Linked DNA regions of Homo sapiens: all the other regions are linked to region 1. The links are chromatin loops, found by intact Hi-C in ENCODE. Cell type or tissue: mammary epithelial cell. All regions are shown on one strand.

Evidence for each region. Peaks named below come from ENCODE experiments on the same cell type or tissue, not always from the same donor. Only the 100,000 strongest peaks of a DNase experiment are listed, where the experiment ranks them.
Region 2: a loop joins it to region 1, with 11 times the contacts of the local background. A loop is called at or near these places in 8 of 110 quality-filtered maps.
Region 3: it touches region 1 in a loop (22-fold over the local background); 89 of 110 quality-filtered maps call a loop at or near these places.

Annotation. Positions count from the first base shown.
Region 1 is chr22:45,549,678-45,557,677 of GRCh38, reverse strand. It overlaps FBLN1 (fibulin 1), which reads right to left. Exons shown (of 17, transcript NM_006486.3): 14 at 7,063-7,186. Among named protein-coding and RNA genes, the nearest start is that of FBLN1, 51 kb to the right of the region's middle. RefSeq lists an enhancer at 3,722-3,831. In mammary epithelial cell, CTCF peaks have their summits at 3,733 (motif pointing right) and 5,028; DNase peaks (open chromatin) are centred at 3,857, 4,087 and 4,937; H3K27ac peaks cover 1,664 bases.
Region 2 is chr22:45,097,645-45,105,644 of GRCh38, reverse strand. No RefSeq gene overlaps it. Among named protein-coding and RNA genes, the nearest start is that of NUP50-DT, 62 kb to the left of the region's middle. In mammary epithelial cell, CTCF peaks have their summits at 1,633 and 3,644 (motif pointing left); a DNase peak (open chromatin) is centred at 44; H3K4me3 peaks cover 357 bases; H3K27ac peaks cover 779 bases; H3K27me3 peaks cover 361 bases.
Region 3 is chr22:45,437,934-45,445,933 of GRCh38, reverse strand. No RefSeq gene overlaps it. Among named protein-coding and RNA genes, the nearest start is that of RIBC2, 28 kb to the right of the region's middle. RefSeq lists an enhancer at 3,021-3,583. In mammary epithelial cell, a CTCF peak has its summit at 4,580 (motif pointing left); no DNase peak of the experiment used is centred here.

The DNA of each region.
Region 1 (8,000 bases):
TAAAAGAGCTCAGCAGAGGAGGATTTTAATAATCAAGTGGATAGGATGATTCATTCTGTGGACACCACTCGGCCTCTTTCCCCAGCCACCCCTGTCATTGCCCAATGGACCCATGAACAAAGTGGCCATGGTGGCAGGGATGGAGGTTACACATGGGCTCAGCAACATGGACTTCCACTCACCAAGGCTGACCTGGATATGGCCACTGCTGAGTACCCAATTCGCCAGTAGCAGAGACCAACACTGAGCCCTCGATGTGGCACCATGCCTCGGGGTGATCAGCCAGCTACCTGGTGGCAGGTTGATTATACTGGACCTCTTCCATCATGGAAATGGCAGAGGTTTGTCCTCACCGGAATAGACACTTACTCTGGATATGGGTTTGCCTATCCTGCACACGATGCTTCTGCCAAGACTACCATCCGTGGGTTCACAGAATGCCTTATCCACCCTCATGGTATTCCACACAGCATTGCCTCTGACCAAAGCACTCACTTTACTGCTAAAGAGGTGTGGCAGTGGGCTCATGCTCATGGAATTCACTGGTTTTACCATGTTCCCCATCGTCGTGAAGCAGGTAGATTGATAGGATAGTGGAATGGCCTTTTGAAGTCACAATTACAATGCCAACTAGGTGACAGTACTTTGCAGGGCTGGGACAAAGTTCTACAGAAGGCCATGTATGCTCTGAATCAGGGTCCAATATTATGGCACTGTTTCTCCCATAGCCAGGATTCACGGGTCCAGGCATCCAAGGGTGGAAATGGAAGTGGCACCACTCACCATCACCCCTAGTGATCCACTAGCAAAATTTTTGCTTCCTGTTCCTGCAACATTACGTTCTGCTGGCCTAGAGGTCTTAGTTCCAGAGGGAGGAACGCCGCCACCAGGAGACAGAACAAGGATTCCATTAAACTGGAAATTAAGATTGCCACCTGGACACTTGAAGCTCCTCCTACCTTTAAGTCAACAGGCTAAGAAGGGAGTTACAGTGTTGGCTGGGGTGGCTGACCCAGACTATCAAGATGAAATCAGTCTACTACTCCAAAATGAAGATAAGTTAGAGTATGCATGGAATACAGGAGATCCATTAGGGCATCTCTCAGTATTACCATGCCCTGTGATTAAGGTCAATGGGAAACTACAACAGCCCAATCCAGGCAGGACTACAAATGACCCAGACCCTTCAGGAATGAAGGTTTGGGTCACTCCACCAGGAAAAAAAAAAAACAAGATCTGCCAAGGTGCTTGCTGAAGGCAAAGGGAATACAGAATGGGTAGTAGAAGAAGGCAGTCATCAATACCAGCTACGAGCCATGTGACCAGTTGCAGAAACGAGGACTGTAATTGTCGTGAGTATTTCCTCCTTCTTTTAAAAACATGGCCAGGTGCTGTGGCTCACGACTGTAATCCCAGCATTTTGGGAGGCCGAGGCGGGAGGATCACTTGAGGTCAGGAGCTCAAGACCAGCCTGACCCACATGGTGAAACCCCATCTCTACTTAAAATAGAAAAATTAGCTGGGTATGGTGGTGCACACCTGTAATCTCAGCTACTCAGGAGGCTGAGGCAGGATAATCACTTGAACTCGGGACGTGGAGGTTGCGGTGAGACAAAATCACACCACCACACTTCAGCCTCGGCAACAGAGGGAGACTCTGTCTTAAAAAACACACAAACAAAAAACAATCAAAAATGTTTGTGCATGTATACACTTGTACTAACAAAAATGACTTCATTTTATTTCCTTTCTCTTTTATCAAGTGACATAAGATTTATTGAATTCACATCAGCATTTAAGTATCGTTAACTTTATATAATAGTATTTGGGTTGGGGATTGGTGAGTTTCTGGTCGTATGAAGTATAGTTATGTTAGGTGTAATTATGATCTTATTATTGTCTTTATTTGAAGATTATGTATGATCTCAGGAGATGTGCATGGGTTCAAGTTGACAAGGGGTGGACTTGTGATGGTTAATACTGAGTGTCAACTTGATTGGATTGAAGGATACAAAGTATTGATCCTGGGTGTGTCTGTGAGGGTGTTGCCAAAAAAGATTCACATTTGAGTCAGTGGGCTGGGAAAGGCAGATCCATCCTTAATCTGGGTGGGCACCAACTAATCAGCTGCCAGCACGGCTACAGCATAAGCAGGCAGAAAAACGTGAAAAGAGAGACTGGCCTAGCCTCCCAGCCTACATCTTTCTCCCGTGCTGGATGCTTCCTGCCCTCAAACATTGGACTCATTTTTTCTTCATTTTTGGGACTCAGACTGCTCTCCTTGTTCCTCAGCCTGGAGATGGCCTATTGTGGGGCCTTGTGATCATGTGAGTTAATCCTTAATAAACTCCACTTTATATATATATTCCATATATATATTCCATTTTATATATATATATATATATTCCATTTTATATATATATATATATGTATATTCCATTAGTTCTGTCCCTCTAGAGAACCCTAATACAGGTCCAAACTTCTTGTGGTGGAGACAGAGACGGGTCCCAACCTCCTGCGGTGGAGACACGGACGGGTCCCAACCTCCTGGGGTGGAGACGGGGACGGGTCCCAACCTCCTGCGGTGGAGACGGGGACGGGTCCTAACCTCCTGCGGTGGAGACGGGGACGGGTCCTAACCTCCTGCGGTGGAGACGGGGACGGGTCCTAACTTCCTGTGGTGGAGACGGGGACGGGTCCTAACTTCCTGTATAGGATGAGCACAGATTCCAACTTCCTGTTACAGATTCTAACCTCCTGTGACAGGATGGAGATCGGTATTATCTTCCGCTACAGGATAGTAACAAGTTCTAATTTCTTGTCACAAGATGGGACAGGGGTCGTCTCCTGTGTACTGAACTCCTGGCCCATCATACTCTGAAGGTGGCTGCCTGAGGAAGCAGGGCCCAGGTGCGGAGCCCCAGAGGACCTGGCCCAGGTGCTCCAGGAAGCCCTGCCATCTGGGCTGTGTCTGGATTCTGAGGTCAGGAGCATCCTCTCGTCCTGGCCTTCTATCACATCTCCCTTTTGGCTTTTTAAGTTTCCATGTCTCGTGCTGGGTTACTTGGACTTGCTTGAGGCATTTATCGAGACTGGGGTCTCCTTTTACCTCCTCTTTCCAGGTTTGTCAGGACTGACAGGAGGCCTTGCATTTACTTGGCTAGTGATCATTCCAAGCTCTTAGAAAGGACTGGCCTGGGAGTCAGGGGCACTGAACGGGGGAGTCCTGCCTGGGAGGGGCCCAAAACAGAGGCAGGAAAGAAGGTGGGCACGGGTGCTGCTGGCGGTGGCCTGCCCCAGAGATGCCCAGGTCCAGGCCAAACGGGAGTGCTCCAGGCGATCTGAGAGCTCTCCCCCAGGGGGGCCTCTGAGGAGCTATGACCAAAGCGTCCGTGAACTGGGGGAGGAGCATGGGACCCATGAGCTGTGCTTCCGGGTGCAGGTGAACTGCGCTTCCGGGTGCAGGGAGCAGGCTGCAAGCAGCAGACTTTCCTTCCACTCGCTCCCTCCACTGTCTCCCATCGTCCTCCCGCTCTACTGGCTGGAAGACAGACGCCCATTGAGGATGCAGAACTTGCTGATAGCTCCGTGGTGTGTCGTAAGGGGCAAGCTTGGCTTTCAAAGTCGGCCTGTCTTACTTCAAAGCTTTTACACACACAATGTATGCACACACACAAGCACGCGCACACGCACACACACCAGCAACTTCAGGACCAGCCTGGATGGGGCTGGTCAGCAGGTGGCGCTAGAGTCGCCCTGGTGGGATTTCGGCTTCCCGCTTCTCTCAGCATGGCGGGTACTAACCAGGGATGGAATTTGTTTTGCCAGAGGGAAGCGGAGGAAAGCAATGGGAGGTGTGCGTGGTGTTCTGGTGCAGCTCCCGCCGTCATCACACACAGCGACTGGTCACTCCTCCCCTGGAGGCTCCCCCTCCGACCCCACACAGTCATTCCTCAGAGCACCCCAAAACCTTCTCTACACTAGGAGTTTCTGGGCTGGCTCCTTCTGGACAAAGAGCAGGGCCTGGGGCACCCGCTATGTGCTTTGCAAATGACTAATGCACAAAAATAAACATGTCCTTGATTTTCCTGGTAAGTCCTGGCTTCAATGATCGTACTTCGCTCTACTCAAACTTTTTAAAACACCAGAAACATAACTGTCTGGCAAACTGCCTGTCAGACTGGGAACGGCCCAAAAATCCCTTTTAGCCAGTGTGTCTAGGTCAGGGACGGGTTGTCATCACTGAATGTATTACAGAGCAGGGCATAGGCGAGCCCGCCCCGTCCCCCCCTGCCACGCAGGCCCTGGTTTCCAGACATGTCCCCTCAGCAGGCCACCCATCCTGGGCCATGTCATGCGTTAGAGGACAATGTGCTCCAACTTGCCAGTTCAACACATTTGACCCTAACACCTCAAGCTCTATGGAAATGATCCTAAGCCACCACACACCAGAGAAAAAAGGCCCTCTAGGCCCCCTCCTTCTCCTGGGAGGCACGGCAGTTCTGGCCACCCCAGGTGCTTGTGGATATCCCTGCCGGCATTTTCCTGACTTTCACACGCTCGTCGTCCGGGAGACAAGCCCCAGGAACTGGCCAAGGCAGGGGGGCCATCGACGGCTCTATCTCTGCCACCGTCCACCGTGTTACACCCTCAGGCCCACAGCTGTTCACTCGTGTCCCATCCCCGGGAAGCGGCAACCAAGGCCACCCGGCTTTGCTCCAGCTTTCTAGACCACAGGTCATCAGGCGCCGGCCCCACTGAGGGGATAAAGAGGATGTGTCCGGCCCCATGAAGGCTGTGGGACAGCTTTGCACACTTCCTCCTGCGGGCAGAAGGGAATTGTGTGGGCAGGACTGTAACAGCCTGGTCCTGTCCACAAGGCCGAGCCCTGTGGTTTGCGGCCCAGCTTCCTGGGTCATGCTCCAGTTACCAGCCCTCGGCCGCCGGGATGTTCCCCAGATGGAAGCCGTCTGAGTGGAGAGAGAGAGAAAGGCACAGCAGCGGACTCTGCAGTCCTGTCTGTCAAGGCTCCCGAAGGAGGCGCTCTTGCTGAGTTGTTAACCACAGAAGCGCCGGCCATGGGTCCCTCCTAAATATGGCTCTTTTAGATTTTAAAAATTGCTTTCTGAAGCTTAGATGAAAAAACGTGTTAAGCAGCTTCGATTTTTGATGAGCAGGAAAAGGGGCTGTAAAATACAAAACTCCAGTCTGAGGGGTTAGCAGTGCTGAGAGGGGGTGGCCCCTCCTCACTATCAGTCCCGGGAGTCCAAGGGCTGGAACAAGCCAGGCGCCCAGCAGCTCAATCCCTTACTGCACAGCACACAGGGCCCAGGTTTCAGGCTGAACTCCCCATTTCACCGCACATGTGTCCATACTCCCGCCGCTTCTGCCTAATTCGCTCCCCCTTCCACCTCCATGCAGGCATGGCCCACTCCAGACAGCCCCCTGCCCACCCTCACGCCCAGCCAGGTGGGGTCCCCTCCTCCCTCCTAGCACACACGCCGAAGGCGGAGCCTGTGCGGGGACAAAGCCCTCTGTGGGCTGTCTACCCAGGTGCCTGCACGCAGTAGGTCCAGGAAGAAACGACTTTCTCCAGCACTGAGGGGTGGCAGAGGCTTCCACAGCCAACATGAGGGGTGGAGCTGGGTTCCCCTGATTTCAGCCATGACCTCAGCACACATGGCCAACCCGCCCACCCTCAGGCTTAGGAGGCGCCAGGGCCCCTGTGCAGGGCAGCCTCCCCCTCTTCGAAAGGTGGTTTCACGACTGTGCGCAAGTTAGAAATCGAGGTCACAACCACAGCCAGCCTCCTGGAATCCTCAAGCCCAGGCGCTGACAAAGGCTGGGGAGAGAGTGAACTTACAATGACAGACGGCTGCACAGCCTGCAGCCAAGGCCATCGAACTTTCTTAATGGCTCAGAGAAGCAGTGTCACTGCCTGGGGCAGGCTGTTGCATAACCATGAGCTCTTCGGGATGCTACAGACTTGCAAACCCAGTTTTGGGGCAGCTTTTTCCTAACCCAAGCTCAGGAAGGAAACAAGATGTTGGGTTTTCAAGCAGACAGAAATCCGTGCTGGGAAACAGGGAAATGGCTGGGCCAGCCAATGAGAATCGCAAAGCCAGGAAGAATATGGAGGGCTGCCAGGGACAACGGGGCTGCTCGGGTACCCAGAAGCCTTGCTATGCCACAAGCCAGGGCAGCTGCCCCTAGGGTCAAGAGGTGGACACTACCACTGACCCTCAGGTCGCGGGGGCAGCTGGCCAAGAGCCCAAGGCAGGCTGAAGGTCAAGGGGCCAAGGCCTCGGAAACAGCTGGCTGCCTGCATCGTGCACTCAGAGTGCTGGGAGAGGTCACAAGTCCACAGTCCTGAGATCGGTCCCAGCATGGAGCTTTTCCTGAAGCAACTGACTGTGGCACTAAATGAGACTTTCTGAATACAATTAGGGGCAAGGGGGATAGGAAGTGGGAACCGTGGTCTCAAGTGGGCGCCGTGATGGCCTAGGAGTGAGTGAGCTTACAAAGACATAGGGGCACGCAGCCCCACGTTTAGGATCTGGAATCTTTGATGCCGTTCCCACACGGTCACCAGGCTGGACGAATTCTGGCTTTCAGGTGGGCACCTAACAACAACGTCCAACAGGTCACATCGGCTCCCTGGCTTTGGGCTGACATGGAGACATTGCTACCTATGCATCTCAGTCAGAGCACGTTCTGACATCTGCATGTTACAGATGAGGAAACTGAGGCCCAGAGAGCTTGCCCAAGGCTTCCACCCTAGGAAAAAAGAGGGCTGTGGTTTCTCCTGGTTCTGTGCACAGCCTTGGCCTGAAAACATGACTATAGACCCCAGACTCATTTGCAGTTACCCCCTTGACTTTCCGAGACCAGTGTCACTAGCATTTAGGGGCTTGAGGGCCAGGGATCAGGTGATCTTTGAGTGCCCTGAGTCCCTCATGGGAGGACACCGAGGTCACAGCCTGATAACCCACCCACCCGGGAACTGGGTCACCAGGAAGGCCAACACAGACAGACGACGATGGCATGGTCCAAGGGACTTACGTGGCTGCGGAGCGGCGGTAGTTCTCAGGGCACTCGAAGGCCAGGCAGCGGAAGCCGCCCTGGATGTTGAAGCAGGTCTCGTTGATGGAGCAGTTGTGGATGCCAGTCACACACTCATCAATGTCTGCAAGAGACCCCACAGCAGCACAGTGAAGGCAGAGGCTGCAGGAGCCATACCCATCTGGAGACGGAGGAGCCCAGGCCTCCCATCAACTAGGGTTAGGGGTGGCGATCAGGCCATCCCTGCCCTCCACTGGCTGATCTTCAGAGCAGCGTCCTGTGCCAGTTCTTACATTTATAGGGTATTTACATTTATAGAGTGTTAACTTATCATTCGCAATCCCTGGAGGGAGCGTGACGATGGTAAAAGTAAACACTACATGATGGGTCCTGGGAGTACCTCGCAAGGATAAGTCACTGAATCCTCCTAAGAACTCAATGAGGCAGATACTGTTATGATCCTCATTTTATGAGGAGCTCACAGAGCTTAAGAGACCTGCCTGAGGTCACACATTTTATAAATGTCAGAGCTGAGCTTTGAACCCGGGCAGGCTGGCATCAGAGTCCATACACTAACTAACCAGAGCCTCTCTGTGGCTCCCGAGGCTCAGCACCCTTACCCTAGGTGTGACTCAACCTCTTAGGAGAAAAGGGCAGGAGCTGCTAGCTCCACACAACAATGAGAAAAACAGCCTTCGAGGGATCATACGTCTTGCCTGTGTGTTGGGGTTGGTGGCTGTTCAGGGTGGACTGGAACCACCAGGTCTGGGACTCCTGGGATGGGGCCTGGGGCACCACACTGAGAGGCCCCTGGAGATGGGGGAGCAGCCCAACTCCCATAGACTCTGGAGCAGCCAAACAGTGGGGCTCAGGGGCTGTCACCAACCCTGGGAGACATCCATTAAGAGGTGCCAAATGCCTGAGCATCGGTGGCAAAA
Region 2 (8,000 bases), 450 kb after region 1:
AAATAACATTCCAACGTGTGGCTAGACCACAACTTGTCTGTCCACTGCTGAGCTGCTGGATGCTGACATTTGGACTCTTGGGCTCTTATGAGTAACGCTCCCGTGACCATCCCTGTTCGGGTGTTCTGGTGCACACATCTCCAGTTCTCCTGGGAGGATAACACTTTCGAACGATTCGTTTTCTTTTCCTCTCCTCAATTCCCTTTGTTTGCTCTTCCTCCTACTCAAGCAACTATGCAGTCTGGCAGCACTGTCGCAAATGGATACCTTGTTTCTCTCACTGCCTCCCATAGGGTGGGGCTTGGTTTCGATTTGTCACTTGATGTTTACTTTGATCACTTGACAACAGTGGTGTCTGCCAGCATCTCTCTTATAGAGTCATTCCTTTTTTTTTTTTTTTTTTTTTTTTGAGACGGAGTCTGGCTCTGTCGCCTAGACTAGAGTACAGTGGCACGATCTAGACTCACTGCAACCTCTGCCCCCCAGGTTCAAGTGATTCTTGTGGCTCAGCCTCCCCTGTAGCTAGGATTACAGGCGTGTGCCACCACACCTGGATAATTTTTATTAGAGATGGGCTTTTTACCATGTTGGCCTGGCTGGTCTCGAACTCCTGACCTCAAGTGATCCACCCACCTCGGCCTCCCAAAGTGCTGAAATTATAGGCGTAAGCCACCATGCCCGGCCAAAGTCATTCTTTTTTCATGTTCTCTGCCATTTTGTGGGTAGGTACTTTGAAATTCTGCAAATATCTCCATTCCTCACCAAATTCTCAGTGCATTCATTTATTTTTTATATCTGTATGGATTCCTGGTTTCCTGTTATATTCAATGGAGTATAATTTTTTGTGACTATAATTTATTTTTATGTTCAGATTGTCCTAGATTTGGCCAGTGGTCACCTTTCCAAAGCAGCTTCTTGGTTTTTGACGCGTTCTTATTATTCTTTGAGCACTCCCTTCCTCTCTAAAGTCCCTCTCCACATGGTCTCTCATCTTGACCCCAAATTCTGGGTTCAAAGAGGACAGAGTGTTCATCAAGCGTGTGTGGTGTGCATGTGTGTGTGTGTGTGTGTGCGCGCGCATGTGCGTGCGTGAGTGCATGTGTGTGTGAGTGCATGCATGCATGAGTGCGTGTGTGTGTTTAACGCGCTGCTGGACCTCTGGCTAAAGCAAGTCACGTGGCTCAGGCCAGTGTCCACATGGGCAGGGCCACAGAGGGACCCAGGTGGCCTGATCCACTGGGGCCACTAGTCCTACATCTCACCATGCCATTGTTGACAGAGGTGTAGACAAAAAGAAAAAATTTTCTCCTATAAAAATACAAGCCCCCCAAAATTTTACAAATGCCAGCTGAAACCCAGCCTCAGCGTTGGAGAGAAAATAGGGAGTTGCAGGGAACTGACAGAGAATGAAAGGCTCCAAGCCAAGGTGGCAGCCCCTGTGTAGCCCCTGCTCATTGTTCTAGGTAGGACGTAGGACCTAGACCCAGTGTTGCCAGATCTTCCGATTTTTTTTTTCAGAGAAACTGAAACTCTTTAGAGTTTTAGATGAAATTCAGATATTAAAGTATGGGCTCAAATGTTTAATCCTATGGGAGGCAACAGAGCCCACTGGGGCTGGCATGCGGCTGGCAGGCCACTGCTGGCTCCCTCTGGTTGAGGCTTCCGGCATCTGCACTTCCAGGCAGAGCCGGCCCTACACAGCCCCAGAAGGCTTCCGTTGCAAGGGGGCAGAAATCCCACCCACGCTGGGTCTGAAATAGGAGGAAAGTTATCACTCAGTAAATGGTAACTGAAAGGGGCTGGGGCTTTACAGCAGAATCGGAATTGGGAATTTTTTTTTTTTTTTTTTTTTTTTGCGACGGAGTTCCGCTCTGTCACCCAGACTGGAGTGCAGTGGTGCTCTTGGCTCACTGCAGCCTCCACCTCCCGGGTTCAAGCGATTCTGCTGCGTCAGCCTCCTGAGTAGCTGAGATTACAGGCACCTGCCACCACGCCTGGCTAACTTTTGTATTTTTTTTTTTTTTTTAGTAGAGAGACAGGGTTTCACCATGTTGGCCTGGGTGGTCTCGAACTCCTGACCTCAGGTGAGCCGACTGCCTTGGCCTTAGTCAAGGCCAGCACTTTGGGATTGCAGGTGTGAGCCACCTCGCCCAGCCAAATTTTTTTTTTTTTTTTCAGAGGCTGGGGCTGGCTTTGGCTATGCTGATGTCATGGCTCAAGTGACATCCCCAGGCCTCAGTTTCTCCATCTCTTTGCTCTGTTTTCTCATTAGCTGGCTTCATTCTCAGACAGACTTACTCTGTGCAACATGGCAGCTCCCGGCTTCCATGACCCTCGGTGCTTGAGTGCCCCAAAGGAGAGAAATTCCCTTTCCCCAAGTGTTCAGCTCTGCCAGGCTGCCATCCCCTCCCCACCCCATCGGGCACTACATCTGTGCTTTGGGGGCTGCTCAGGAGCCTGCCTGACCTGGGGGAAGCAGGGACATCCACGCCGAATTACACAGAGCAGGACAGCAGCAGGCAGCAAAGGAAAGGGGAAGGAACCCGAGCAGGGAGAAGCAACAAGTGTCAATTAATCATAGGAGGTGAGGCCAGCTTTTGCCTGCAGTCAAGGGACATGAATATTGAGACTCTAGGTCAGCAAGTGACTTGTTTTAGCTCTTACCTATAGGACAAGAACTTAAGAATCTCTTCTGCTTCTCCACTCTGTGCTCTTTTTCCTGCATCTTTTTTGAGATAGAGTCTTGCTCTGTTGCTCCCCAACCCCCATCTTTTTTGAGATAGAGTCTTGCTCTGTTGCTCAGGCTGGGGTGCAGTGGTGCAATCTCAGCTCACTGCAGTCTCGACCTCCTGGGCTCGAGCTATCTTCCCACCTCAGCCTCCTGAGTAGCTAAGACTACAGGTGCATGCCACCATTCCCAGCTAATCTAAAACAATTTTTTTTTTTTGTAGAGACAGGGATCTCACTATGTTGCCCAGGCTGTTCTTGAACTCCTGGGCTCAAGCGATCCTCCTGCCTTGGCCTCTCAAAGCATCAGAATTACAGCCACTGTCCCTGGCCCCTGCACTTTTTACTAAAATCTCTTGATGTTGTGAAGTAAGTCCCTGTCCTGATGGGACTTGGCCATGGCATTCCCTAGGCATTAATTTTGTTGCTAGAACTTGGACACATGGTCAGAGTGGAATCTTGAGACTTTTTTCTTTGTAAGATCTTATATTATTATTATTACTTGCATATTCATTGTAGAAAATTTTAGAAAATACTAAAACTCATAATCCAGTCTCTGAAAGGTAGCCACGGCCAACAGGTTGGCATATTTCTTTCTTTATACCTGGGTACGCTGGTGCTCTATGTACAATTGTGTACCTGCTTTCTAAACTAGAAAATCTCAAGCTCCTCAAGTTGGTAGCGTGATGATTGGCCTGGGACTCCTGAAGTTCCAGCCTCAGGACAGGACAGGACCTGTCCCTGGGACCATGTCCGCTAGCAAGGGGCACAGATGACTTCCCATTTCTGCCTGGCCACATGGCTCCCGATGCTTGGGCTCAGTCTGCAGATGTGATGGAGGAGGAAGGACACGTGCCTCCTTGCTCTGTCTGCTCTCCTTTTCTCTTTGCGCCACCCGGTGGCAGATGAGCAGGACATCCACACTGTCTTTGATGGTTAGGTGCACGACCCCTGACTCCTCACCCCCCCACCTCACCCTAGAAGGATTTGTGAAGATGGTTTCTGAGTGTTCGATGGCCTTCTAGGCTGACAGCGGTGGGTCCCCGGCGATGGTTCTGGCACACCCCCAGCCCATTTACGAAATGCACGCTGTTTACTCCGCGTCTCTTGAGTGGGTCCCAGGGGACCATTTTCCTCCCTTAGGTAAGTCCAAGCTTAGAGAAGTTCAGCACACACAGATTATGCACTCAGCCGACTGAAATGATTTTCTGTTGCGATTAGAGTCAATGGTGAAAATCACACACATCACTTCGTGAAGTAAATTATTGTTCGCTTGATAGATCCTAATAGCTCTCCAGAGTTGTTAAGGCCTAAACAGTCCATGGAGAGTTTGGGGAGGTAGGAGGGTGGGAGGCAGGGGGAGACAGAGTGGGTGAGGGGGGAGGGGAGAAGGGGAGTCTCATCATTCCAGAAAGCAAGGCACGATAAGACTGGCATGCGATGCGCTCTTACTGGAACTCCAATCCTTAACTACTTCTGTACTTCATGGGCTCATAAATATCGCCGAGTCCTTTTCTGTATTTCCGTGCACAACTTTCTGTTTGGCTGATGCCCAGCTCTCTCTTTTTCTGTCAACCCGTTGTCATGCGTGTAAAACACAGAGGAAAGTGCCGGCTGTTAATGTCATCATCGTGCACAGCTGGCTCCTGCTCTGCTTCGAAGCTTAACTCAAGATCCACCTCTGGGTGATACACGACCCTCTACACCCCCTTTCCTCTGAACGCTGATGATGGTGACAGTGATGATTATGACGAAAGCAATGGTGATGGTGACGATGATGATGACAAACAATACCCATTGGCCACTGTCCGTGGGTCCAGCACCGCCTTCTTCAAGACCCTATTCTAAATCCTTTATTCATATCAATCAGTTTAATAGATGGTGTGTCAAGGGAAGCCAGCTGATGTTATCCCTGTTACACGAATCAGGAAACTGAGGCAGGAGAGGCTGAGTGACCCTCCCCGGTCAATACGGCTTGTTAGATGCAGAGTGAGGATCTGAACTCAGGCCCCCAGGCCCTCGTGGGTGAGGCTGCCTCTCCAGGGATCATAGCACTTGGTTTGGCACTTGTACCCCTGCAGGAATTATGAGCTAACTGTCTACACTGCTAAGCTGCCTCCCAGTCTCAAAGCTAAAGAAACCCTCAATCCCCAAAGTGTAGGTAGTAAGCGCTTAACTAATGTGGAGCAGCTGGCAAAGGCCCTGGGGTGGGGGGCAGATAGGGAAGTGCTTTCATTTCACAGTAACAGGCCCTCCTTGGGCTCCAAATACATAAAGGGAACTTTGCGGCCACACCCCAGGTCCTGCTGAACACTGGAAGTCTGGAGATATCTGAAAGGGAGAAACGGGGTGGATGCATGCGTCTAAGGGAGGAGGGCAGGGTTGGGTGGGTACACTGAGGCCCAGGCTGGGTCGCTGGATGAGACTTGATATGTTCAAAAGCGCGTTTTGATTCTTCTCTCCCCAGACTTGCACCTCTTTCTGTCTTCCTCATCTGAGTCACTGAGCAGCCCCATCCTTCCACATTCTCAGGACAAAAGCCAAGGGCTTGGGAGTCATCCTTGACCCCTCTTTCTCTCATCCACACCCAAGCCATCAGAAAACCCCATGCCTCCTCCTCTGGCACAGACCCAGAATCGAGCCCTCCTCACCGGCCACCTCTGCTCCTTCATCAAGCTCCCATCATCTCTGCCTGGGTTTTGACAGTGGCCCCAACTGGCCTTTCTACTTCTTCCTGTGCCCCTGAGTCCATCCTTTCAGAGTAGCCTGGATGACCCTGTGAAATTCTAAGTCTGATCATGCCTCTCCTCTGCCCAATCCCACTCAGGCTCTCATCTCACCCGTGGGGAAAGCCGGTGTTCTCACAACGGAGAGCAAGGCCCCGCGTGGTCAGTCCTGGCCATCTCTCTGCCCACTCTGTCCCGCCTCACCCTGCCCCAGCACTCAGAGCGGGCTCCCCTCCAGGGCCTGTGCACCCTTCCCCAACACCCAGGGCTCACTCCTTCACTGCCTTCACCAATGTCACCAAGTCAGAAAGCTCTTTCCTTCTGTCCCTATTTAAAATAACAGCACACATCAGCCAGCTACCCCTTGTGGGCAAAGGCAGGGCCACTTTTGAGGTCCTCCCTCAAATTTCCATTGTGTGACCTGGTTGGGGATGGGAGGAGTCTTTGCACCGAAGATGTCCCAACTTTGCCCCCTTTGCCCATCAGCCATTTGCCATCACCCTCAAACGGCTCAGCCTCAGGGTTCTGGGCAAGTAAGGGGAGGGGCCTCCCCCAGCACAGAGAAGGAGCAGCTAGAGACAGGGTCCCTGTGCCATCATTCCCGGCTCCCTCTTCCCTTTGGGGGAAGAGGCAGCAGGAATACTTCAGCTTTTCTCTCCCTCAGGGGCAGGTGGCAGAGGGGCACCCAGGGTCTCCTTTGCATATAGGGGAAGGGCTCTAGGTGCCTGCAATGCCTCCCTTGTCTCGGATGATGTGTCCAGCACTCAGATTGTTGTAAACTTTTTTTTTTTTTTTTTTTTTTGAGACGGAGTCTCACTCTGTCACCCAGGCTGGAATGCAGTGGTACGATCTTGGCTCACTGCAACCTCTACCTCCCAGGTTCAAGCAATTCTCCTGCCTTAGCCTCCCGAGTAGCTGAGATTACAGGTGCCCACCATCACACCCGGCTAATTTTTGCATTTTTAGTGGAGACAGGGGTTTCACCATTTGGCCAGGCTGGTCTTGAACTCCTGACCTCAAGTGATTCACCTGCCTCGGCCTCCCAAAGAGCTGGGATTACCGGTGTGAGCCACCTTGCCTGGCCAGATTGTTGTAAACTTTTGTTTTGTATGAGCAAAATTGTCTTTACTAAACAGATTTTGATAGTTAAAATAAAATAGCAGCCCCCTCCCTCTGTTTTTCTCTACAGCAGGTGTCACCAGCTGCCATGCTAGGCATTTACTTGATTTGTTCATTGTTGTTGTTGGACTGTAGGCTCTGCCAGGTCAGGTAATTTTGTCTGTTTGGTTTGATGTCAGATTTCCAGCACCCAGAACGGTCCTTGGTATGTCACAGTGTCAGTATTTGCTGGTGAATGGATAAATGAATGAGTGAAAAATAAATGACCATCCCATTCTGGGGCGTGATACTCAATTCAGTCTGACTTGGCACTTTGGGCCTTACATCTGACTCTCTTCCTCTTTTTAGATAGTGATAAAATATACCTAACATAAAATTCACCTTTTTTTTTTTTTGAGATGGAGTCTCGCTCTGTTGCCCAGGCTGGAGTGCAGTGGTGCGATCTCTGCTCACTACAAGCTCTGCCCCCCGGGTTCATGCCACTCTCCTGCCTCAGCCTCCCGAGTAGCTGGGACTACAGGTGCCTGCCACCACGCCTGGCTAATGTTTTTGTATTTTTATTAGAGACGAGGTTTCACAGTGTTCACCAGGATGGTCTCGATCTCCTGATCTCGTGATCTGCCTGCCTCGGCCTCCCAAAGGGCTGGGATTACAGGCGTGAGCCACCACGCCCGGCCAAAATTCACCATTTTAAGCATTTTAAAGTGCACAGTTCAGGGACGTAAGTACATTCACATTGTTGGGCAACCATCACCACCACCCATCTCCAGAGCTTTTTCATCTTTCAGACTGAAACTCTCTACCCACTCCTTCCCCAGCCCCTGGTAAACCTCAATGCTACTTTCTGTCTCTATGAATTTGACTATTCTAGGTACTTCATGTCTTAGTGTGTTTTGTGCTGCTATAACATATAACACAATAGCGTAGATTAGGTAATTTATTAAGAACGTAAATTTGGCCGGGTGTGGTGGCTCACACCTGTAATTCCAGCACTTTGGGAGGCTGAGGCAAGTGGATCACCTGAGGTCAGGAGTTTGAGACCAGCCTGGTCAACATGGTGAAACCCTGTCTCTACTAAAATTACATACACACACACACACACACACACACACACACACACACACACACACACACACAAATTAGCCGGGCATGGTGGCACGAGTAATCCCAGCTACTCAGGAGACTGAGGCAGGAGAATCACTTGAACCTAGGAGGCGAAGGTTGAAGTGAGCCGAGACTGTGCCATTGCATTCCAGCCTGGGCAACAAGAGGGAAAGAACATAAATTTATATCCTCACAGTTATGGAGCCTGGGAAGTCCAAGATCAAGGTGTTGGCATCTGGCTAATGCTTTTCGTATTAGTCCGTTTTCACACTGCTAGTAAAGACATATCCAAGACTGGGTAATTTATACAGGAAAAAGGTTTAA
Region 3 (8,000 bases), 110 kb after region 1:
CGGCCTCCCAAAGTGCTGAGATTCCAGGCATGAGCCGCCGTGCATAGCCAGGACTTCTTCATTGCTGCAGAAGCCCAGGATCAGAACTTTGGGAATATTGTTGTGGGCTCTTGATAAACACACATTTTACACGTTCATTTGGTTTTTTTTGTTTTTTAAGACAGGTTCTCGCTCTGTTGCCCAGGTTGGAGTGCAGTGGTGCCGTCACAGCTCACGGCAGCCTTGACTTCCAGAGCATGAGTTCTCTGCAGCAGAAGCCATGTCCTCTCACCTCTGAACCCAGGGAAGAGAGGGATGCAGCACTAATGCATTGCTTAGAAGTGCTGCACTATGAGCATGAGGTTGGGTGTGATTCAGGCCATGTTGTTCCGGCCTCTTGACATGGCCTGTCCACCGCCGGGAGGTGGTGCCACTTTCCTGGCGTCCAGGCTTGGCTGATCACGCTCTCCGACAGCCTGGGCCATGATTCGGGTGCCACTGTGGGGTCACGCTGCCTGTGCCCCCTAGGGCTCACAGAGATACTAGCCTTTGGATTCCAGTGCCCTCCCCCAGACCTCCAACAGACCCCACAGAGCTGAGCCCCAGCTCTCTTCATTATCAGTCACTCCATTATAACTAGGACACGTACGTCTGTGTGCCTGGACTGTCACTGCCCCTAGGATGAGATTTTCCAGGCAGCAACTCCATCATCACACAAAGAGGTCTCTGGAGGATCCACATTCCTTGCTGTCTAGACCTGTCCTGAGTATGCCTGAACCCTGGGTGTTCAGGTTCAGGCTGTGAAACTCACGCCCACAGTTCACCAATTCATGCAACAAATATGGCATGATCTCGGCTCACGGCAACCTCTGTCTCCCAGGTTCAAGCAATTCTCCTGGCTCAGCCTCCCGAGTAGTTGGGATTACAGGTGCCAGCCACCATGCCCACCTAATTTTTTTTTTTTTTTGTATTTTTAGTAGAGATGGGGTTTCACTATGTTGGCCAGGCTGGTCTCGAACTCCTGACCTCAGATGATCCACCCACCTCGGCCTCCCAAAGTGTTGGGATTACAGGCGTGAGCCACCGTGGCTGGCCAGATTTGTTTTATATTTTGAAGTCTTACCAACAGGATTTGCTGATAGATTGAGAGAGAGAGAGCCCAACGATGGATCCAAACTCTCTGGCCTGAGCAATTGGAAGCATTGGGGTTTCCATAGCCTAAGACAGGGAAGACTTTGGAGGGACAGGTGTGGGTAGAGGGAAACCAGTTCTGTTCAGATGCCTTCATGTTGACTGCCTGCTTGTTAGACATCCCAGTAAAGCTATCAAGTCGACATTTGGGTACCAAGCCTGGAACTCACAGCAGAGGTCAAGCTAGAGAAATACACTAGAGTGTTGTCACCTGTCTTCCCCTCCTGGAGCTCTGCTGACTGTCTCCTTGCAGGCATTCTGTCAGAGGTAGCTGGGACTTTAGAACTGGGCACAATTCCTGGCTCCATCTTGAACTGGCTCTGGGACCTTGGGAAAGTGAGTTCCCCTCTCTAGCCCTTAGTTCTTGTGAAAGGAAAATCGCAGGACTCCAAAATCGCAAAGTCAAGGGGAAAAGTCAAGCTGGGAACTGCATCACGCAAACTTGCCTCCCATTTTCTTCCTAGATAAGATAGCTACAAAGATAAACAAGCTGCATACCTCCCTCCCAATTTGCCCACAAGGAAATTCCTTGTGGGCCTCAGGATCTTTACCCTAAAACAGTTCTGTTGAATTTCACCCTGGCAATGTAAATTGATAGCTTATCTTCACAGATGTGGGACAAAGGACAGAACTCACCATCAGGCCTCTGCCCACCTGAGACAAATGCATATATGATTGCTTGATTGCTTCCTCTGCCCTATTGTTTATGTGAAAATGCAGATTCACTGAGCCAGACTAGGGCACACAGGACTACTCCTCTACCCTCTGCTCACATGGAAATTGTGTATTCAGTGAAAGGCTGATCAAAGACTCAAAAGGATGCACCCATTTATCTTTTATATGCCTATGACCTGGAAATCCCTGCTTCCAGTTGTCCTGCGTTTCCAAACTGAAGCAATGTACATCTTACACATATTGATTCATGCCTCATGTCTCCCAAAAATGTGTAAAAGCAAGCTATACCACAACCTCCTTGGGCACATGTCAGCAGGACCTCCTGAGGCTGTGTCACAGACACGTCCTTAACCTTGGCAAAATAAACTTTCTTTCCTTTTTTTTTTTTTTGGGAGACAGAGTTTCGCTCTTGTTGCCCAGGCTGGAGTGCAGTGGCATGATCTTGGCTCACTGCAACCTCTGCCTCCCAGGTTCAAGTGATTCTCCTGCCTCAGCCTCCCAAGTAGCTGGGACTACAGGCACCTGCCACCATGCCCAGCTAATTTTGTCTTTTTAGTAGAGACGAGGTTTCACCATGTTGGCCAGGCTGGTCTTGAACTCGTAACCTCAGGTGATCTGCCTGCCTCAGCCTCCCAAAGTGCTGGGATTACAGGCACGAGCCACCAAGCCCAGGTACAAAATAAACTTTCTAAATGGATTGAGACTTGTCTTAGGTACTTTGTGTTCACATTCCTCATCCTCATTGGGGATATGAAACTGGTAACACTTCTTGTAGCCTCCTGCAGGTTTTTTTTTTTTTTTTTTTTTGAGACGGAGTTTTGCTCTTGTTGCCCAGGCTGGAGTGCAAAGGTGCAATCTCAGCTTACCGCAACCTCCGCCTCCTGGGTTCAAGCAATTCTCCTGCCTCAGCCTCCCGAGTAGCTGGAATTACAGGCATGCTCCACTACACCTGGCTAATTTTGTATTTTTAGTAGAGATGGGGTTTCTCTATGTTGGTCAGGCTGGTCTCGAACTCCTGACCTCAGGTGATCTACCCGCCTCGGCCTCCCAAAAGTGCTGGGATCACAGGCGTGAGCCATCGCACCCGGCAGCCTCCTGCAGATTTTAAGAAGCTCAGCTCTGTGGCATCAGCACACACGGGCTCAGCAAGCAGCAGCCATGTACACCATCAGCATATTTTGCTGGACATGTTTATTGGTGCTGCAAGCCCACCGCCCTTTTTGCCTCTGAATATACTATGAGCCGACTCTCCCCATGCGAGGATGGGGCCAGGGAGTGGGCCTTGACCTAGGGACTGTCCATCTGAAAAGACGACCAGGTCCCATAGGCCCCCTGGTCACGAATTTGAGCTGGGAATGAGGAGGCTGGGCCAGTGGGGCTGGGAGGGGTGGCAGTGCTGGAACTGAAAGGCCGTTTTAGGGCCAGTTACCAGATGGGCAGCTGAGGACACTGAGTGGCTTTGGGTGAGAGACTCTGTGGCTGAGTCCTGTCCTCAGGCTCTGCCAGGTTCCAAGGGATATCCAGGTAACAAAGTCACATTTGTCAGCTCCAGAGCCCCGGGGAAAACCTTCAGGGGCGATTAATTCACAGATCAGCCTGGTGTGGAGGAGATGGCCCTACCCACTTTTTTCTTCAATAGGCTCTGGAATGTTCTATCCCCAACAATTGTGGACAATGAGGCTGGAGTCTTTTCTGACACTGTTAGAACAAGTGTGTTTGGAGAGCTTTCTGGAACGTCTGGTGAAAAGAAAAGACCCACTGACTCGCAGACATTCCATCTGCCCTCATTCCCATTCCTGTTTACTTCTGGGGGCCATGCTGGGGGTTGGCCCCAGGGACTTTGGATTCATCTTTCATTCGCTGGAAGAAGAAAGGAAGGCAGACCTTCCAGACTCAGTAGATGAAACTGACTTTGCCAGGTCTGGGCAGAGAGCAAGTGAGGTTCGAAGATGGGGGAGCATGAATCTGGGGGTGGGCTGGATGAGGTGGTGGGTGGGGGAGGATCAAGGCCTTTACTTGGTCGGGGCAAGCACAGATGAAGCCCCACCTGGCAACTACCTACTCTGTGTCACTCACAGCCTCATTCTCACTCGGCATCCTCCAGCTTCTTTTCACCACTCTCTTAACATCACGTGGGCACAATCCATATGGTTGAAAAGATGCCTCTTGCTGGGCGCGGTGGCTCATGCCTGTAATCCCAGCACTTTGGGAGGCCGAGTCAGGTGGATCACGAGGTCAGGAGATCAAGACCATTGTGGCTAACGCGGTGAAACCCCGTCTCTACTAAAAATACAAAAAATTAGCTGGGTGTGGTGGTATGCGCCTGTAGTCCCAGCTACTTGGGAGGCTGAGGCAGAGGCAGGAGAATCGCTTGAACCCGGGAGGCGGAGGTTGCAGTGAGCCGAGATCGCACCACTGCACTCCAGCCTGGGTGGTGACAGAGCAAGACTCTGTCCCAAAAAAAAAAAAAAAAAAGAAAAGAAAAGAAAAGAAAAGGAAACATGTCTCTTTGGAAAAGGTGCTCTAGAGGCCCCTGCTCCATCCCCAACCTTCACCCCATGATCCCTCCTGTAACCAGGCTCAGGACGCTGCTCCACCCAGGAGCATGGGGACCTGTCACCTCATTGCACCAACATTCCAAAGTGGCTGTCGCTTCTGCAGAGGGAGACCCGGTGCAGGTGGAAACCAGATGGCCAGAGGCTATGCTGGGAGCACGAGAGATAGATGTGCCACCTGCTGGTGGACAGCTCTCCAGTAGACAGCAACAGCTCACTGCACATGAGAGAAGAGAGACAGACTCTCTCATATTGTTTTATCTTGTTTTATACTCAGAAAAGGAAAGAAAAGCGAAACGAAATGCAGGTAGCCCGGCGCCTAGGAACCAGACCCGAAACCAGGCCTGGGCCTGCCTGACCTAATCCTGGTAGTTAAAGATCGACCCTGACCTAACCGGTTATGTTATCTATAGATTCCAGACTTTGTATGGAAAGGCATTGCAAAAATCCCTGTCCTGTTCTGTTTCCTTCTGATTACCGGTGCATGCAGCCCCCAGTCATGTACCCCCTGCTTGCTCAATCGATCACGACCCTCTCGCGCGGACCCCCTTAGAGTTGTGAGCCCTTAAAAGGGACAGGAATTGCTCACTGGGGGAGCTCGGCTCTTGAGACAGGAGTCTTACCTGATGCTCCCGGCCGAAAGAACCACTTCCTTCTTTAACTCAGTGTCTGAGGAGTTTTGTCTGCGGCTCGTCCTGCTGCATGCATAACAGATGGTACCCGGTTTCTTAGGGGTCCTCCCTTTGCAGTCCTGTCAGGGGTAGGAGTGTGGTTGGGTTTTCTTTTTCTGTCCGTTTCCATCACTCCAAAAAGTAGCCTCATGCCTGTTTGCCATCAAACCCCCTCACCCTGTCCCAGGCAAGCACTGATGGAATAGTTATCCCAATTCTGGAACTCCCCATAGATAGAATTGTAAACTGTGAACTCCTTTGTATCTGTTACAATGTTTCTGATTATGATTTTTTTTTTTGAGACAGAATTTCGCTCTTGTCACCCAGGCTGGAGGGCAGTGGTGCGATCTTGGCTCACTGTAACCTCTGCCTCCCGGGTTCAAGCAATTCTCCTGCCTCAGCCTCCCAAGTAGCTGGTATTACAGGAACACCCCCCACCCCACCCCTCACCACCATGCCCAGCTAATTTTTTATTTTTATTTTTTATTTCATTTATTTATTTTTTTGAGATGGAGTCTTGCTCTGTTGCCCAGGCTGTAGCGCAGTGGCGTAATCTTGGCTCACTGCAACGTCCACCTCCCGGGTTCAAGCAATTCTCATGCCTCAGCCTCCTGAGTAGCTGGGAGTACAGGCACATGCCACCACGCCCGGCTAATTTTTTGTGTTTTTAGTAGCGATGGGGTTTCACCATGTTAGCCAGGTTGGTCTTGATCTCCTGACCTCGTGATCTGCCCCCTTGGCCTCCCAAAGTGCTGGGATTACAGGCCTGAGCCACTGCGCCCCGCCCTGATTATGATTTCTGATTCTGCCGTTTTGACGGGTATATCAGCAGTTTGTTTCTTTTCAGCTGTGAGTGATAGGAATATAACTTTTGTTTATCTGATCACCTGTTGATAGATATTTTGGTTGATCCAAGTTTGGTGCTATCATGAATAAAGATGCTATAAACATTTCTGTAAAGGTCTTTTTGTGATTTTTTGCTTGTTTTTTTGAGACAGAGTCTCACTCTGTACCCGAGGCTGGAATGAAGTGGCATGATCTCAGCTCACTGCAACATCCACCTCCCTGGTTCAAGTGATTCTCATGCCTCTGCCTCCTGAGTAGCTAGGACTACAGGTGTGCACCTCCACACCTGGCTAATTTTTGTATTTTTAGTAGAGTCAGGGTTTCACCATGTTGGCCAGGCTGGTCTCAAACTCCTGACCTCAGGTAATCCACCTGCCTCAGCCTCCCAAAGTTCTGAGATTACAGGCATGAGCCACTGTACCCGGCCTAAAATTTTTTAAATTTTTTGTAGAGACGAGGTCTCGCTATGTTGACCAGGCTGGTCCTGAACTCCTGACCTCGTGATCCACCTGCTTCGGTGTCCCAAAGTGCTGGGATTACAGGCGTGAGCTACCGCACCTGGCCTTATTTTTATGTTATTTATTTATTTTTATTTTTTATTTTTTGAGATGGAGTCTCACTCTGTTGCCCAGGCTGGAGTGCAGTGGCATGATTTCGGCTCACTGCAATCTCCACCTCCCAGGTTCATGCCATTCTCCTGCCTTAGCCCCCTGAGTAGCTGGGACAATAGGCACCCGACACCATGCCCGGCTAATTTTTTTGTATTTGTAGTAGAGATGGGGTTTCACCGTGTTAGCCAGGATGGTCTCAATCTCCTGACCTCGTGATCTGCCCACCTTGGCCTCCCAAAGTGCTGGGATTACAGGCGCGAGCCACAGCACCTGGCCTTATTTTTATTTTTGTAGACAGAGTCTTGCTGTGTTGCCCAGGTTGGAGTACAGTGGTGTGACCTCAGCTCACTGCAACCTCCGCTTCCCGGGCTCAAGAGATTCTCCTGCCTCAGCCTCCTGAGTAGCTGGGATTACAGGTGCGCACCATCATGCCTGGCTAGTTTGTATTTTTAGTAGAGACAGGGTTTCACCATGTTGGCCAGGCTGGTCTCAAACTCCTGACCTCAGGTCATCTTCCCACTTCGACCTCCCAAAGTGCTGGGATTACAGGCATGAGCCACCGTGCCTGGCCCCCTTCCCATTATTCTAAACATAAGAACTTGAACACAGAATAAAGAACCATGTGCAAATGACTCTATTTTTCTTCCTGTTTATCTTATGGCTTCATTTTAAAATGAATAGGCTATCTTTTAGAACAGTGTTAGGTTTACAAGAAAATTGAGTAACAAGTATAGAGGGTTCCCATATGCTCCCTTCCCATAGGCCCCTAGTTCCCCTATTATTAATGTCTCATGTTAGTGTGGTACATTTGTTACAATTGACTAGCCAACATTGACACATCATCATCACCCAGAGTTTATAATTTACATTAGGGGTCACCCTGTGTACATTCTGTGGATTTTGACAAATGTATAATGACATATACCCAAGGTTACAGCATCACACAGCAAAGTTTCACTGCCCTAAAAATCCTTGTGCTCTCTCTGCCTATTCATCCCTCCCTCCCCTCAGTCCCTGGCAACCACTGATGTTTTTACTGTTTCTATAGCTTTGCCTTTTTTGAAAAGTCAGGCTGGGTGCAGTGGCTCATGCCGTAATCCCAACACTTTGGGAGGCCAAGGTGGGTGGATCATCTGAGGTCAGGAGTTCAATACCAGCCTGGCCAACACAGTGAAACCCAACTCTACTAAAAATACAAAAATTAGACGGGCGTGGTGGTGCACGCCTGTAGTCCCAGCTACTTGGGAGGCTGAGGCAGGAGAATCGCTTGAACCTGGGAGGCGGAGGTTTCAGTGAGCCAAGACGGTGCCACTGCGCTCCAGGCTAGGCAACAGAGGGAGACTCCTCAAAAAAAAAAAAAAGTCATATGATTGGACTCATACAGTAGATAACCTTTGCAGATTGACTTCTTTCACCAAGCAATATGCATTTAAGCTTCTTCCACATTTTCTTGTGGCTTGATAGCTCTTTTC